2 separate regions of the Homo sapiens genome follow, and region 2 is linked to region 1. A link is a loop called in an ENCODE intact Hi-C map of the cell type or tissue named here. Cell type or tissue: mammary epithelial cell. All regions are shown on one strand. Each heading gives the region's core, and the rest is flanking DNA. Links, peaks and the distances in the headings are about the cores only. Region 1 has its middle 24 kb from the start of ARHGEF19. Region 2 overlaps SRARP (steroid receptor associated and regulated protein).

Region 1 (8,830 bases), core at 657-8,656:
TCCAATCCAGGTCTTCTCTTGCTGATTCCTACCCCCAGGGATGAGCCAGTTTGACATTTGTGGAACTGGAGAGAGGCTGGGTTTGGGCATAAGGTAATGTTTAGGCCAGAGGGTGGAGAAGGAGAGGACAGCCAGAGAGGCAGAGCCAAGCGCCAGGCAGGAACAATGGTACAGGGCAGGTAACGGGAGCCCGGCCAGCTCTGGGACTCCTGGGCAGGCCCTGCTGGGCCCTGCGAGCAACAGGCTCACCCTGTGGAGCTGCCAGGGTGACAGCAGCCTCGATCTGCTGACTCAACGAGTGCATCGGCCTTTTCCTGGAAAACAGTAGACGCAGTGTGGGTGTCGGAGGGAGGCACCTGTTTGGGAAAAGGGTGTGTGGGAACCCTGTCCTGCCCTGCAGCTCCCCACAGCCAGTGTACAGGTACTTAGCTCCAGGTGCCCCCCGAACCTCCCACCACCTGCCCAGACCCCAGAAGCCACCGGATCCAGGAGTCCGAGCCAGCTGTGGGCTGAGTCCATGGTGCCACCAAGGCTCTGCATGACCAGTGCTGCCAGCCACCACCTCAGCCAAGCAGCACAGCCTCTCAGGGCATGTCCCCACTTGCTGTCTGCAGAGCCTTGTTTTGCCCCACCCTGAAGGGGCAGGTGTAGACGAGCATTGAGGCAGGTCTATGTGACACCACTTGCTGTCACTCTTCTTTGGGAGGTATCAGGGCCACTCTGCCACGGGGCACAGCTTAGGGCCTCCATGGAATCTGGTCTGAAGGATCCCGCTGCCCAGAGGGGGGTCAAGAATACGGAATGGGTTCAGGAGCACCCCCTGTCTTCAGGATCCAGTTGGGGGAGGTCCCAGCAGGGCCAGTCACAGACACTTGTCACACCCTGGAGGGGATAATAGGATCTGGGGCTCAGCCTCCACCAATTTCATCACCACACACCACACCCAGGCAAGGGAGAGCAGAGGCATCAGCAGGGCCTGGCTGAGGGGCTGAAGCCTGGTGGGGAAGCAGGGAGGGCCCCTGGGCCTCTCGGTCCTATCTCTTCCCAATCCAGGCCTCAGCGGACTCCAGGGCAGGGGTGCGGGAGCTGATTTCCAGGTGCAATATTCACTGTCACCATGGCCGCTTCCAGCACCCAGCCTGAATTTCCTAGTGCAATGCTGGGAAGAACTAGTCTTTTTCTTTTTTTTTCTTTTTTTCTTTTTTTTTTTTTTTGAGACAAACTCCTGCACTGTCGCCCAGACTGGAGTGCAGTGGCACGATCTCAGCTTGCTGCAACCTTCGACTCCCAGGTTCAAGCGATTCTCTTACCTCGGCCTCCCAAGTAGCTGGGATTACCAGTGCCCCACCACCACGCCTGGCTAATATTTTTTTTTTTTTTTTTTTTGAGACGGAGTCTTGCTCTGTCACTGAGGCTGGAGTGCAGTGGCGCGATCTCAGCTCACTGCAAGCTCCGCCTCCCGGGTTCACGCCATTTTCCTGCCTCAGCCTCCCAAGTAGCTGGGACTACAGGCGCCCGCCACCACGCCCGGCTAAGTTTTTGTATTTTTAGTAGAGACGGGGTTTCACTGTGGTCTCAATCTCCTGACCTCGTGATCCACCTGCCTCGGCCTCCCAAAGTGCTGGGATTACAGGCGTGAGCCACCGTGCCTGGCCAATTTTTTTGTATTTTTAGTAGAGATGGGGTTTCGCCATGTTGACTGTGGCTGGTCTCGAACTCCTGACCTTATGATCCCCCTGCCTTTGCCTCCCAAAGTGCTGGGATTACAGGTGTGAGCCACCGTGCCTGGCCTCTTTTTCTTTTTCTTTTGAGATAGGGTCTCACTCTGTCACTCAGGCTGGAGTACAGTGGAGTGATCATGGCTCACTGCAGCCTCTACCTCCCAAGCTCAAGTGATCCTCCCACCTCAGCCTCCTGAGTAGCTAGGATACAGGCACTCACCACCACACCTGGCTAATTAAAAAAAAATTTTTTTTTTTGAGACAGAGTCTCGCTCTGTCGCCCAGGCTGGGGGGCAATGGCGCGATCTCGGCTCACTGCAAGCTCCACCTCCTGGGTTCACGCCGTTCTCCCACCTCAGCCTCCTGAGTAGCTGGGACTACAGGCGCCCACCACCACGCCCAGCTAACTTTTTGTATTTTTAGTAGAGACAGAGTTTCACCTTGTTAGCCAGGATGGTCTTGATCTCCTGACCTCATGATCTGCCCGCCTCGGCCTGCCAAAGTGCTGGGATTACAGGCATGAGCCACCATACCCTGTCAAAAAAAATTTTTTTAGAGATGATGTCTCACTATGTTGCCCAGGCTAGTCTCAAACTCCTGAGCTCAAGTGATCCTTCTGCCTCAGCCTCCCAAAGTGCTGGGATGACAGGTGTGAGCCACTGTGCCCGGCCTGGGCAGAGCTCCTCCTGAGAGCCCGTCTGAGTGGGCTCGGGTACAGCACTGGCACATCCTCCGTGTCTTCACTTCCAGCCTCTCAAGCTGTTGTGAGAATCCTGGGGGCTGGGGAACATGCTTACACTTTGAGCTGGAATCGCTGCAGAGCTAGGGTCGGGGAAGTTGTGATAGTCAAGGGCTTCGGGGAGTAGGCCTAGGTCTGGTGGGTCTGGTTTCAAAGAAGCTCTGCCTTTTACTTGCTGTGTGACTTCAGGCAAGTCACTTCTCCTCTCTGAGCTTCCCTTTCCTTCTTAGTAAAGTTTGGCTGAGTTGAACAGAACCTGCTCCTAGCAGAGTTACAAGGATTAAAGGGCATAATTGGTGCCAATGGAGTGGTAAACAACACTCAGTGCACAGTGGCGGTGATTTTTATTGTCCCCTTATTCAGTCAAGAACTTGGCATATCCGGGGCAGTGGCTCACGCCTGTAATCCCAGCACTTTGGAATGCCGAGGTGGGTAGATCACCTGAGGTCAGGAGTACGAGACCAGCCTGGCCAACATGGCAAAAACCCATCTCTGCTAAAAATACAAAAATTAGCCTGGCATGGTGGTGCATGCCTGTAATCCCAGCTACTCAGGAGGCTGAGGAAAGAGAATCGCTTGAGCCTGGGAGGCGGAAGTTGCAGTGAGCTGAGATTGTGCCACTGCACTCCAGCCTGGGTGACAGAGCGAGACTCTTAAAAAAAAAAAAAAAAAAAGGGAGGCATGGGGGGCTAGGGAAGGGATAGCATTAGGAGAAATACCTAATGTAAATAGCGGGTTGATGGGTGCAGCAAACCACCATGGCACGTGTATACCTATGTAACAAACCTCCATGTTCAACACATGTATCCCAGAAATTAAAGTATAAAAAAAATTACACCAATATAAAGAATGGATACATTATGTGAGTTACTGTGCCATGTGATAATGAAGTTCAAATTGTAAATACAACCACTAACTATTTCTGTGATTCATATTTTTATATAAGAAAAATAAAAAGAAGAAGAAGAACTTGACATGAAGGACTGGGACATCATAGGACCAAGGGGGTGGTCTCTGGAGCCTCTGAGCATGTTTCAGACTTAGGAACCCTCACAGCTGAGGCCAGGACTGGCCATGTGCTCCTGTCTCCAGGGCTCTATGCCCTCCCTTCCCTCTACCCAGCCCACTGCCCCTGCCCCTACTCCCTACCCCTGCCCCACAGACACAGCCAAGCCTCAGGAGGACTCAACCCACAGGAATGTGGGCAATGAGCAGGCTGCGCTCGGAGGACCCCGCTATCCCAGCCCTGGGCTCTGCCGCCCTCTGGTGGCTGGGCTGGGAAGGATGCTGCTCCCATTACTGCCGTTGTAGAACCGCAATTGCCCTAAAAAAATAAAATGCTGTTGCTGCTACTCATGATGATGACGATGATGGCGATGACGATGATGATGATATTCATTGCTTTATGGTTTGCCAAGTACCTTCTCCGTCAATCATAGGCTGCACCAAACAGAGTGCAGGGTTCTGGACTGAAATCAGATGGGAATGTAAGTCCCTAGTCAAGTTCCAACTGATTATGTGACCTTGGGCAAGTCATGTCACTTCCTTGAGCCTCAGACTCCTCATCTGTGGAACGGGGTGACAAAAATAGGGTTGTTATAAGGATTAAAAGACCTAACACCTGGCCGGGCGTGGTGACTCATGCCTGTAACACCAGCACTTTGGGAGGCCGAGGTAGGAGGACTGCTTGAGCTCAGGAGTTTGAGACCAGCCCGGGCAAATGGTGAAACCCCACCTCCACTAAAAATACAAAAAATAGCCAAGCATGTTGGCACATGCCTGTAATTCCAGCTACTCAGGAGGCCGAGACTTGAGAATCGCTTGAACCCAGGAGGTGGAGATTGCAGTGAGCCTAGATCACACCACTGCACTCCAGCCTGGGCGACAGAATGAGACTCTGTCAAAAACAAAACAAACAACAACAACAACAACAAACCATCTATTGAACTAAATTGGCCTCCAAAATATACCCTTCTGGAATTTAGGTGGCTATTAAAAGACCTAACACCTGGCACTTGGGTTGGAGAGAATAACATGGCTGTCGTTATATACTAATCCTTGGCCAGTCTGTCCTGGGAGATCAACTCCCCTTTGCATAGGGCTTTTTCGAAGTCCTTTTCCAAGGCATCACCTTCTTGTAGCTGCATTATCATGCCCGTTTACCAGATGAGGAAACTGAGGCTCAGAGAGGGGAAGCAGCTTGCCTAGAGCATCGTGGCTTATAAGTTAAAGCAAGACTCAAGCCAGGTCCACCTGCCTCCAAACCCGGTGCTGGACTTTCCCACACCCTGCTTTGGAAACTCTAAGGAACCTTCCAATCCCCCAAATCCTATTGCCTCATTTAAGTAAAGCAGGCCTGGTTTCTGCCTCCTTCAGTGCCCCTCTTCTCCTCCCACACCCTTCCAGCAGCCGAAACGCTAGACCCAATAGCTTACCCCTTCCTCCTTCCTGACCAGCTCCCAACCCTCAGGGCAGCTCATGAGCCAAGAGCTTGAGAGTGGCTTCCAAAGGTCATCCTCTCCACCCCGCTGTGCCCCACCCAAGCAGATGACTGTTCATCCTGTTCTTCACGCTGCTCAGGGGAAGAAATTCCCCAGCTTCACTCCCTCCACTCGCCCAGGTGTCTGAGACAGTTCCCACAGTTGGCAAACTCTGCCTTAAGTCCCACCAGAGTCCCTCCTGCTACAACGTCAGCCCATTTATTTTAGTTCTTTCTCCCAGTAGCATCAGAAATACAATCTGGGGGGAGACAAACGCCGGGAGAGTGGGATCCTGGGAAGGGGAAGGCACACTTGGGGACAGGAAGTGAGAGCAAACCCAGGTTCAAATCCCGGTCAGGGTGACAAGAGTGGCCAAGCGAGGCCAGGCGCAGTGGTTCACACCTGTAATCTTAGCACTCTGGGAGGCTGAGGGGGGCAGATCACTTGAGGTCAGAAGTTCGAGACCAGCCTGACCAACATGGTGAAACTCCGTGTCTACTAAAAATATAAAACTTAGCTGGGCGCTGTGGTGGGCGCCTGTAATCCCAGCTACTCAGGAGGCTGAGGCAGGAGAATCGCTTGAACCCAGGAGGCAGAGGTTGCAGTGACCCAGAATGGTGCCACTGCACTCTAGTCTGGGCGACAGAGTGAGACTTCATCTAAAAAAAAAAAAAAAAAGAGCGGCCCAGTGGGTCTCCTGGTGTCCAGGGCAGTCTCAGCCCAGATGGGGCAGCCCCGCCCACAGCCCGAGGGCATCCAGACCCTCCACCCCACCATACTGGCACCAAGTAGCTCAAATGAGGGAAGAGAGCTGGGGTGGGACTTGGAAGCAGAGCGGGTCTGAGGGGCAATTATGAGCTCGGGCTCAGGGTTCATGCAGAGCCGGGCTCAGACCCAGCAACAAATATTCACTGAGCTGCTCCTGGGTTCCAGGCATGGCAGTTGGCAATGAGGCCACAGCACTGGGAAGACAGCCAGAGGCCCTTTCTTCATGGATTTCACGGTCCAGTGGGGGAGACAACAGAAAACAGGTCACCACATGGATCAACAAGGAATCCCAGAGTGGCCACTCGGCTCTGCACTGTCCCCCTCCTGTCACCTCCATTTCAGCTCTCAGGATGCAGCTTCAGTGGCACCACCTCCAGGAAGCCCACCCTGACTGCCAGTGAGGACAGGCTGCTCCCTTATTTGTGCCCCCACAGCCCCACAGTTTGCACTGTGTAAGCTTTCAGCTGAAATTTAACTCCCATGCAGAAAAGCACACAGATCTTAGGCGCCCAGCCTGATGGACTGGTCCCAAAGTGCACAGCCCTGTGGAAGCAACATCAGCAGTCCCTCCCTAAGCAGTCACTACTTCAGCTGCAGGCGCTCCCCACCCTGACCTCGATCCATCAATTAGTCTGCCTGGTTTTGTACTTTATGCAAATCAACTAATTTGTTTTGTTGTTGTTTTTTTTTTTTTTTGGCGTCTGGCTTCTCTCACGTTCAGTCTAGATTCGCCTATGCAGACACAGACAGTACTTGTAGTTGTAGACAGTTTAGTCTCGTGACTGTGTAGTGTTCCACTGTGTGAATATACCAGGATTTTCATTTTACTATTGATGAGCATTTGGGTAGTTTCTAGCATTTTGGCTATTAATGGATAATACTGCTAAAAACATGCTAATTCAGGTCTTTTTGGGCACATATGTACCCATTTCTGTTGGGTGTATACCCAAAGAAAGCAGTGGAATGTCTGGGTCATAGCATAGGCAAGTTCAGCTTTTGCAGATGCAGCCAAGCTGTTTTCCAAAGTAGCTGTGCCAATTCACACCCCACCAACAGTGTAGAATTCCTGCTGCCCCACATCCTGACAACACTCTGTGTGGGGCCCTGCACTTCACCTGTTTACTTGTCTGTCTCACCATTAGGGAGTGTCACCAAGGATGGGGATGCTGCTGATGTCCTTTGGTCCATAGGTGACACAATCAGAGAGGAGAATGAAGGGGATTGGAAAGATGGAAAGAGAGCTGGGCGTAGTAGTGTACGCCTGTAGTCCCAGCTACTCGGTAGGCTAGGACAAGAATCACTTGAACCCAGGAGGTGGAGGTTGCAGTGAACTGAGATCGTGCCACTGCGTTCCAGCCTGGGCGACAGAGCAAGAAAAAAGAAGGGAAGGAAGGGAGGGAGGGAGGGAGGAAGGAGAAGGAAGGAGAAGGAAGGAAGAAATGAAGGAAGGAAGAAGGAAGAAAGGAAGGAAGGAAGAAAGGAAGGAAGGAAAGAAGAAAGGAAGGGAGGGATGGAGGGAGGGAGGGAGGGAGGGAGGACATCAACAAAGAAGCAAGCCACACTGTCTGCCCCAGAGCTGAAGTGCCTGCTGGGCTGAAGCCAGGGCTCACTGGTTCTTATGAAACCTCAGTGTGCCCTGAAAATGAACAATCAAATAAGTTTCTTTCTCAACAGTTTCATTTCAGGACAAAATCTTCTAAACAATAGGCTCAGAGTTTGGGGACCAGGAGGAATGAGGAGGGGTAGCAGGGTCCCTACAGTCTCTGCAGAGCAGGATCGCTGCAGAGAAGGGCATGGGCACTGGGTGGGGAGGAGCTCCTGAAGGACTGGAGACTGGCTGGGCAGACAGCCTCAGGGGCCAAAACTCCCACCCCAGACGCCATCTCCAGGTCCTGTCCTGCAGATACCACCCCCCAGCTTCCTCCTCCTTCTGCGGCAAGCAGGAGCAGGGCCCTGGGTCCTTGGCCAAAGCCCTACCAGGGCAGGGCATGATGGGCAGAGGCAGGCACCACTGAGAGAGGGGCTCCCCTGAGATGCCTGGCCCAGATCTACCCCCTGGGCAGGTGGGCAGGGAGCAGGTGAGGAATGAGGGAAGTGGGCCAGGTGAGCAGCCCTGGCCTCCTTGCCTGAAGCACAGCCCCAAAGCCAGCCCCCTGGCCCCCAGCAGTCTAACCCAGACTCAGGTGTCAGCCAGATTCCAGATGTGCCAGGGCAGGCTGAATGCAGGAGAGCCTGTTTCCTCTGCTCTGCCAAGCTGCTGCCAAGTTGGGCGCTCTTCAGGCAGACTCAGCACTGGAAGAAACACACAGGCCCCTTGGTCTCTACTCAGTACAGGAATCCCATTCCCAGACTGCCTGAGTTCCTTCAATCCTCAGGGGACGGGGGCCTCCCCACCTCGCAAGGGCCCCCATGCTCTGGCTGTGCAGCTCTGACACAATAAAAGCCACCACTTCTCTTGACTAATTATGGGCCAGACACTGTGTCAACCACTTACATACTTCATTTCATGGTGGCTCCATGAGGCAGGAAACGTTATCACCGTCCCCATTTTGCAGATGGGGCTTGGAGCCTTAAAGAGGCTGTAAAGAGAGTTGGTGTCTTGCCTAAAAATCACATGGTGCGTATATACACACACGTATATATTATATATGTATACATACATTATATATGTAAGTATATATTATATATTAACATATATGTATACATGTGTATTTATGTATACATGTGTATTTATATATACATATATTTATATATGTGTATACATAGAGACACACATATATGTATATACATATAGACATATATGTGTATCTATATGTATACACATATATAAATATATGTATATATATGTGTGCGTGTGTGTGTGTATATATCTATCTATCTATCTATATATATATTTCCCACCTCTGTCTGATGAGAGGGCCTAGAAGCAGTGACGCCTCAGCAGCAATAAGCACACCCTGTCTCTAAAATAAAAGGATCAGACTCCTTGGAGAAATGGCTGATTCTAGCACTGAGGCAGGAAAAAATGCAAGGTGATTCCAGAGCATCTTGCTCTGGAATGCAGCGCAAGAAAGCAAGGAAATGCTCAAAAAACAGAAAGATGGGGGCATGTCAAACAGACA
Region 2 (8,830 bases), core at 401-8,400, 180 kb before region 1:
AGAGCTAGGCAGGCGCCGAAGTAGCCGCATGGCCCCGTCAGAAGACCCCAGGGACTGGAGAGCCAACCTCAAAGGCACCATCCGTGAGACAGGCCTGGAGACCAGCTCCGGTAAGAGGCGGCAAAGGGACCCCAGCCCCACAGAAACACCAGCTGGGGGCCAGGTGCGGTGCCTCATGCCTGTAATCCCAGCACTTTGGGAGGCCGAAGCGGGCAGATCATGAGGTCAGGAGTTCGAGACCAGCTTGGCCAACATAGTGAAACCCCATATCTGCTAAAAATACAAAAAATTAGCTGGGTGTGGTGGCGGGTGCCTATAATCCCAGCTACTCAGGAGGTTGAGGCAGGAGAATCGCTTGAACCCAGGAGGCGGAGGTTGCAGTGAGCTGAGATCGCACCACTGCACTCCAGCCTGAGCAACAGTGTGAGACTCCATCTCAAAAAAAAAAAAAAAAAAAAAAAAGCAAGACCAGCTGGGGGTGGGTGGGGGTCTGATGGCAAACATGCTACCTCCCTTGGGTTGCTGGGATTCTCCAGCCAAGGGCGGGCTCGTTTTATTTCCTGTGCTAGCCAACCTACTAGAACATAAGCTTCCTTCTGAGCCCACGTCGTGTTTCACAGCACGTAGCTAAGAGAATGGATGTGTATGTTATTTGGGTAACTCAAAAAGTTACCTTTTTAAGAGCACAGGCTTTGGATTCAGATACAATTGCTCAGACACCTGCTTCATTGATAAGTCTATTGGCTGGTTTGTCCATCCCTCTACCCTGTGCTGGGCTCTGAGCGGGGGGATTGCCAGGGCAAATGCCACCAGGTACTGATGGGATTCTCTGAGGCTGTGGACAAGATTATCTGGGGAGGGGGAGAGTAGCAAGATGCTCCCTGAGACCCACCAACACTTGTGCAGGCTGAGCCTCAGTTTCCTCACCTGGAAAGATGGCCAGGGCTTTCCTCTCTGGGGTTGAGGACTGTGCTTTTCATAATATGGTCCATGGACCAGCAGAATTGGCATCCCCTGGGGACTTGTTAGAAACGCGAGTCTCAGGCCCCACCCCAGCCCCACTGCACCAGACTCTGCATTTTAACAAGCTCCCCAGGCAGCTCATGGGAACAGCAAAGTTGGGAGGCACTGACATGTTGGACTCTGTGTTCCTGGAAGGCAGATGGATGGATGGTAAGTGGAGACTTGAACTCAGGTCTCTCTGATGCTGAAGTCCATACACTTAAACCCTGACTGTCCTCCTCTGTTGGTGTATCAACCAATCCAGTTGAACCCTATCGAATGAATAAACAAATGAATTCAGGAAACCATGTCCCAGTCGGGTGCAGTGGCTCACGCCTGCAATTCCAGTACTGATTGGGCTGAGGCAGAAGGATTTCTTGAGTCCAGGAGTTTGAGACCAGCCTGGGCAACATAGGGAAACCTCATCTCTACAAAAAATTTTAAAATTCACCAGGCATGGTGGCATGAGCCTGTAGTCCCAGCTACTTAGGGGGCTGAGATGGGAGGATTGGTTGAGCCCCCTGAGGCTGAGGCTGCAGTGAGCCATGACCTCCAGCCTGGGCGACAGAGTGAGACCCTGTCTCAGGGGAAAAGAAAAGTCCCCTGCTTGTGCTAACTTTTGGTCTTTTCCTCTCTTCTAGGTGGGAAGCTGGCTGGCCATCAGAAGACCGTCCCCACGGCTCACCTGACTTTTGTTATTGACTGCACCCACGGGAAGCAGCTCTCCCTGGCAGCAACCGCATCACCACCCCAAGCCCCCAGTCCCAATCGAGGGCTTGTCACCCCACCAATGAAGACCTACATCGTGTTCTGTGGGGAAAACTGGCCCCATCTGACTCGGGTGACCCCCATGGGTGGGGGATGCCTTGCCCAGGCCAGGGCCACCCTGCCGCTCTGCAGAGGGTCTGTGGCCTCAGCTTCCTTCCCAGTCAGCCCGCTCTGCCCCCAGGAGGTTCCCGAGGCTAAGGGGAAACCCGTGAAGGCTGCGCCTGTGAGGTCTTCAACTTGGGGAACAGTCAAGGACTCACTGAAAGCCCTCTCCTCTTGTGTCTGTGGGCAGGCCGATTAGCTGGAAGGGCCGGGCTCTGATGCCCAGAGGCTGCAATTCCCAGGGCCTGGCCCTGCTTCCCCAGCTAAGCAGGAGTCTTTTGTGCTTGAGCCAAGGAAACATCATTAGATCCGCTAAGGGGCATCTGAAACATCCGTCGAGTGGCAGAGGCAGGATAAGTCACCTGCACATGAAGAGACTCATTCATTCATACAGCAAATATTACTGGTACATCTTCCACATGCCAGGCCCTGCAAAGTGCTGGGGAGATACCATGGTTTTCCTGGAGCTGGTATTTTTGGGGTGGAGGGAACCCACCCTGAATAAATAAAGTAACCCAATAAATAAAGAAGATGATTTTGAACAGCGATGAATGCTCTGCAGGAACTGAAACAGGATGCTAGAGGGAGAGTGATTGGGGTGAAGACCTTTCCTGATGCAGTGCTTGGTAAGGGCCTCTCTGCGCAGGCAACAAAGTGTGATCTAAAAGATGAGAAGGGGCCAGCCCTGAGAAAATCCACCCTCCCCAGGGCCACCTGCTGTCATCTTACCCCAGGGCAGGCCAGAGCAGTGGTCAGAATGCCCCAGCATGACGGGGAGGGGCAACGGGTTTCTTGCTGCCATCTTGGCTCAGAGGCGAGTGTGTAGGTCACTGCAAAGGCAGGGGATACCACGTGGGGAGACTCGAGGGCCATGCCAGTTGGGGCTGGGAGGCTCAGGGAAGTTGGCTCCAGGAGACTCCATCCCATAAGGCAGCCCAGGTGGGACCTGGGGATCTGAGATGGGAAATAAGGGGATCTGGCTTCTCAAAAGGGAGGGAGGTACTCAAAAATAGAGTATCATGTTTGAACGAATGAAAACAAGACATGTTATTTATTGAGCATCTACTGCATACCAGGCTCATGCTGCCCTCTAGGGATAGCAAAAAAAAAAAAAAAAGGTGGGGGGAGGAGGTTCACCCCTCAGGGCAATCGTGTTCCCTGAGCAGGAGGTGGAGTTACTGGTGTGGGTGTGAAGGTGTCTGTGAGTCTAAGGCATGCACAGCACTGTGAGAAACCCTAAAGCAACCTATTTAAGGAAGTCAGTCTCAAAGCTCCCAGATAAAAATCACTGGGTTTTTCTGTATTTATTTTAGAGACAGAGTCTCACTCTATCACCCAGGCTGGAGTGCAGTGGAACAATCACAGCTCACTGCAGCCTCAAACTCCTGGGCTCAAGTGATCCTCCTGCCTCAGCCTCCCGAGTAGCTGAGACTATAGGTGCACCACTACGCCCAGCTTGACTTCTTTTAGTAGAGAAGAGGTCTCACTGTGCTGCCCAGGCTGGTCTTGAACTCCTGGCCTCAAGCTATCCTCCCGCTTCAGCTTCCCTAAGTGCTTGGATTATAGGTGTGAGCCACCGTATCTGGTCATTAATTTATTCAATGACTATTTTACTAGGTTCCTACAAATACTAGCTGCTAACATTTAACATGTAATTGACCATTTACTCTGTGTCAGAGAAACAACATGGGCACTGTATTTGTGACCATTTTATAGATTAGAGAGCTGAGGCACAGAGAGGTTGAAGAATGGACTCAAAGTTCCATAGACTGGTACCATTGAGATTAGAACTCAGGCAAGTCTGGTGCCCATATTCTTGCTTGTAACTGTAAGGTATATACCCTCTCATCCTGGTAGCGTCTCTTCTAGGCAGAGGGGACACACAGAGGATAAATGTAACCCTGTCCTCAAGGAGCTCACAGCCAGGTGGGGGAGGCCAGAAAGAAAGCACACAATTGCCATAGCTTCTGAGAAGTGCAACAGTAAGGGCAACACAGAATGATGCTGGAGGACAACCAGCCCACTCTAGAGAGAGGAGATCAGGGAGGACTTCCTGCAGGAAGTGATGCCGAAAATGAGATCTGACCGGTGACTAAGCTATACAAAAGGGTGGGGTGGGGGAGCAAGTGGGGAGTGCTCTGGGCAGAAGGACCAGTCGTTCAGTCTGGCTAGGGTAATTGTCATTCATTCATTTATTCACCAAGTATTTATTGGGCATCCACTGAATGCCAGGCTTTGGGCTAAACCATGAGATGGAGCAATGAATAAGACAATGAGGCCCAGCCACAAAATAGTTTATCCTCTAGTTGGGGGAGACAGGCAATGCACACACACAAAACAAACAGATCAGAAAGGTGGCAGGAGGCCAGGCGCGGTGGCTCATGCCTGTAATCCCAGCACTTTGGGAGGCCAAGGAGGGGGAGGCGGGGGGAGATCACCTGAGGTCAGGAGTTCGAGACCAGCCTGGCCAACTTGGCGAAAACCCGTCTCTACTAAAAATATAAAAATTAGCTGGGCGTGGTGGTGGGCACCTATAATCCCAGCTACTTGGGAAGCTGAGGTGAGAGAATTGCTTGAACCTAGAAGGCAGAGGTTGCAGTGAGCCGAGATCTCGCCACTGCACTCCGGCCTGGGTGACAGAGCAAGAGCAAGACTGTCTCAAAAAAAAACCAAAAAAGTAAAAAGAAAAGAAAAGTGGCAGAAGCTGCATCAGGTGAGGCCTGGCAGGCTGCAACAAGACCTTTAGATCTTAGATCTTATTCCCAGATGGCAGCACTGGAAATTGTGAGCAGACAGCGTCATGGCCAGACGTACCTTTGGAAAGGATCCCTCCGGGCCTTCTGACTGCAGGGAGGAGGCACCGGAGGCTGAGTCTTAATCCTGAGAAAGGAGAGCAATGGTTTGGACTAGAGAGGAGGACGCAGTACAATCTGGTCGACATATGCCCATTCTACTCTCCTGAAGGCCCCAAGGACAAGGCTGCAGAGGGAGTTTGAGACCCTCAAGGAGAAAGGAGACCTGTGGCTGCACATCCGGCTTTTCACCAGCAGGTGTCGCCCTCTCATCAGACTAGAGGACACTGGGTCCAGGCCTGGACAGGGAAGGTGTGGACCTGCTGGGTCTGGGACTAAAGCCTTGGGGCCAGCCAACCAGTGGGTCTGTTTTTCAGAAGCCAGACTCATTCTAACCAATACTCCTTTCATCCAGAATAATGAATGTTTACTTTATGCCAGGCACCCAGCAAAGTGACATTTCAGAATTGAACCCTGGGGGGTCTTGGTGAGGATTCAGAGGAACCAGGCACTTATACCACTTATACTTGCTCCGTAAAGGGAGCTGTCATCATTACTATTGATGTCGTCAGTTACTATAGCTGTCGTCATTACGGGGCAATTGAATATACACCCCACACCCCATCAGTTCACCTGACCCCAGTCATGTGAGGTCGGCATGATTTCTCTTGCCATTTTACAGAGGAAACTGAGGCACAGAAAGGTCGAATACTTTGCCCAAGGTCACTAACTGGAAACCGGTAGAGCCCAAATCCAAACCTCAGGCAATGTGACTGCGCACTGCGCTTGCAGCCCCATACTGTGCTGTGAACACACTGGTCACAGCGGTTCAATAAGTGAGTGAAGAATGATCCAGCCTGGCACCCGGCAGCATGTGGGGAGTGTCCGGAGACTGAATGGGTGGTAGGGCCCTCGCTGAGATGGAGCACACAGGCGGAGTAGCCAGTGGGGACATGGGGAGATGACAGGTTCAGGAGGCGGATGTCGTGTGAGGGACTGTGGGACATGCCGGAGGGGATGTGGGCAGGTGGTGACCCATTCCCCATTGGAGCTCTGGTCAGAGGTTGAGGCTGGCAATGGGGCTGCATTGGTATATAGGTTGGTGATGAAGTTGCTCTGGGAAGGTGAGGTGTGAGACCAGGTCATCAGGCCTGTGAGAAACCAACTTACCTGTCCAAACCCAAAGAATGGGCTCAGAGGCACATAGAACAGTGGAAGAGAGACTTTTAATGATGGTCTTACGAGATCGGGTGTCTGGTGGGCAGGCACACCCAGCACAGTTACAACAAGCAATTTATCCCCTAGTGCGCAGGTCCCTCCCCTGGTTCCTCATAGGCTGAGTACTGTAGGATCACAATCTTCCTGGATGTCGCCTATTGGTTGTTGGGTAGGAGCTTTTAGGTGTTTTCTTTAGGATTTTCTTGTTGCATTTTGTTGCAGCCCACAATACATTGCAATCATAGCCAGCTTAGGGTTTTCTTAAGTATCTGACTTATGACCTAGGTAGTCAGGCAAGCTGATAAGAATAGACAAAGCGAGCTATTTTGCAGGCTAGTGAACTTTCATTCTAGACTCAACTTTTTTGGTTTGGGTGAGGGCAACTAAGCGGGCCCCGACAAGCAGGCGCCGGCTATCAAAGCAGGGGCCTAGTATATTCTGTTCTTCTGTAGTTTGCGGACTCAAACCTATTCAAGCCACTTTGTTTTGGAAATGGACCACTGTATACATTATTTCCTTTAGGCCCAAGGTGACAGAGGTGTGAAAAACTTGGAATATGCAAAAAAGATCACAAAACATATCCAATACCATCTACGCATCGTCTGATTCTCAAGGGGGTGAGCATTTTTCTTTGCCTTTGAGCTATTTTACAACTCTGTCTATTGTAAGTAGCCCGTAGGAATGCAACATACTTCTTGTCTACAGACAAGCAGATTCTGTCCTGTCCTGTTCAAGTCCAGTGGACTCTCCTTCCCAACTGTGGAAGAAGCCAGTGTTACCTCTGTGCACATTCATTTCAATATTCCCTGACCTACAGATATCATCTGTTCTTTGCCTCCTTCTTTGAACTGCTTGTGACATCTTACTGGTTCCTTCATTAACCATGAATTAAGTAAAATCATCAGTGAGAATGTAAAATGGTACAGCCACTTTGGGAAACAGTCTGGCAGTTCCTCAAACAAACATGGAGCTTTCAGAGGACCCAGCAATTCTGCTCCTAGATATATACTCAAGAGAAGTGAAAACATTCGTCCATGTGAAAATCTGCACAAATGGCCAGGCGTGCAGTGGCCGGTGTAATCCCAGCACTTTGGGAGGCCAAGGTGGGTGGATCACCTGAGGTCAGGAGTTCCAGACCAGCCTGGCCAACATGGTGAAACCCCGTCTCTACTAAAAATATAAAATTAGCCAGGCATGGTGGTGCACGCCTGTAATCCCATCTACTCAGGAGGCTAAGGCAGGAGAATCGCTTGAACCCAGGAGACGGAGGTTGTAGTGAGCCGAGATCGCGCCATTGCACTCCAGCCTGGGTGACAAGAGTGAAACTCTGTCTCAAAAAGAAAAAAAAGAAAATCTGCACGAGTGCACAGAGCAGCACTAGTCACCAAAACCAAAGGGTGGAACCAAACCCAAGCATCCATCAACTGATGAAAAGGTAAGCAAATTGTGACCTAGCCATGCAACAGAATATGTTTCAGCCTTAAAAAGGAAAAGATTATTGGTCCATGCTACAATATAGATGAATCTCGAAAACATTATGCGAGGTGAAAGATGTCAAATACAAAAGGTCACTTTTTTTTTCTTTTTCTTTTTTTTTTGAGACAGGTTCTCACTCTATTGCCCAGGCTGAAGTGTAGTGGCTCAAACATGGCTCACTGCAGCCTCAACCACCAGTGCTCAAGCAAGTCCTCCAGCCTCAACCCCCAAGTAGCTGGAACTACAGGCATGTGCTACCATACCCTGTTAATTTTTGCATTTTTTGTGGAGATGCAGTTTTGCCATGTTGTCCAGGCTGATTTCAAATAAATACTTTGTATTTATTGAGCTCAGGCAATCCACCCTCTTCAGCCTCCCAAAGTGCTGGGAATGCAGGAGTGAGCCACCACACCCGGTCATTTTTTATTTTATTTGAGTCAGGGTCTCACTGTGTCACCCAAGATAGAGTGCGGTGGTGCGATCACGGCTCGCTGAAGCCTCCATCTCCTGGACTCCAGCCATCCTCCCACTTCAGCCTCCCGACTAGCTGGGACCACAGGTGCACGTCACCATACCAGCTAATTTTCGTATTTTGTGTAGAGACGGGTTCTTGCCATGTTGCCCAGGCTGGTCTCTAAACCTTGGGCTCAAGAGATCCTCTCACCTCAGGCTCCTGAGCATGCGCTACTTCCATCTGACTTTGAAGACAGGGTTTGGGAAGGGGCTCTGAACATCTGCCTGGGCTCTTTGTGCTCTGGCTCTGGAGGGCTTCCTGGAGGAGGAGGCCTTTGGCCTCTGCTAGGCCTTCAAAGTGAGGAAACCTTCTAGGTCCTCTCTGCCCCTCCCAGTCTCTGGTACTACCTGACCTGGACTTTCTCACAGGTCTCCAGCCCCAGAGAGCTGCGTCTTTTCAATTTCCCCTACCTGCTGCCCAGGCCCACCCCCAAAGCTACAAGACGCGAGAGCCCCCTTTCCCTGTGGGGGCTGCCAGGGTGGGAGGAGGGAAGCTGCCTCAGCCCATTGGTGGTGGCGACTGATCCAGGTTGACCCAGCAGATGGCCTTCCAGAGCCATAGCAAGGATTCACATCCCAACCGTGCCACTTCCAGGCTGGGTGACCTTGGGCCAGTTGCCTGACCTCGCTGATCCTCCGTGTCCTTCTAGGCACACCGTTAATCATAGTACCTGCTTTGCAGGACTCTTGTGGGAATCAGCGGCGCGCCTGGCACACACTAGTTGCTCAATGAATGGGGCGGCTATAATTACTCTTCCGGGTGGGGGCGGGGCGCAGGGCCTGCAGCCAGGCCTATATTTAGCCTGGAAGGGGGTTGGGGGCGCTGGGAGACAAAGCGCCGCGGCCAGTCTGGGCGCCCAGGGGGCGGAGCCGGCGAAAGCCCCGCGGCCGACCCGCCCTCCCCTACCGCAGGGTCACCTTGGCCGGGCTGGCGGCCAAGGGCTCCTTCAGACCCGACG

Evidence for each region. Hi-C counts contacts between places; a loop is a spot of excess contacts. Peaks named below come from ENCODE experiments on the same cell type or tissue, not always from the same donor. Only the 100,000 strongest peaks of a DNase experiment are listed, where the experiment ranks them.
Region 2: it touches region 1 in a loop (4-fold over the local background); 25 of 110 quality-filtered maps call a loop at or near these places.

The regions. Positions count from the first base shown.
Region 1 is chr1:16,184,208-16,193,037 of GRCh38, forward strand. No RefSeq gene overlaps it. Among named protein-coding and RNA genes, the nearest start is that of ARHGEF19, 24 kb to the right of the region's middle. RefSeq lists enhancers at 83-584, 585-1,084. In mammary epithelial cell, for the core only: CTCF peaks have their summits at 834 and 3,722 (motif pointing left); DNase peaks (open chromatin) are centred at 3,844 and 4,974; H3K27ac peaks cover 1,447 bases.
Region 2 is chr1:16,004,276-16,013,105 of GRCh38, forward strand. It overlaps SRARP (steroid receptor associated and regulated protein), which reads left to right. Exons shown (of 2, transcript NM_178840.4): 1 at 1-110; 2 at 1,644-4,532. The coding sequence starts at 29. The coding sequence ends at 2,071. Among named protein-coding and RNA genes, the nearest start is that of SRARP, 4.5 kb to the left of the region's middle. RefSeq lists an enhancer at 1-646 and a silencer at 8,614-8,823. In mammary epithelial cell, for the core only: CTCF peaks have their summits at 2,978 (motif pointing left) and 4,909 (motif pointing right); a DNase peak (open chromatin) is centred at 3,016; H3K4me3 peaks cover 8 bases.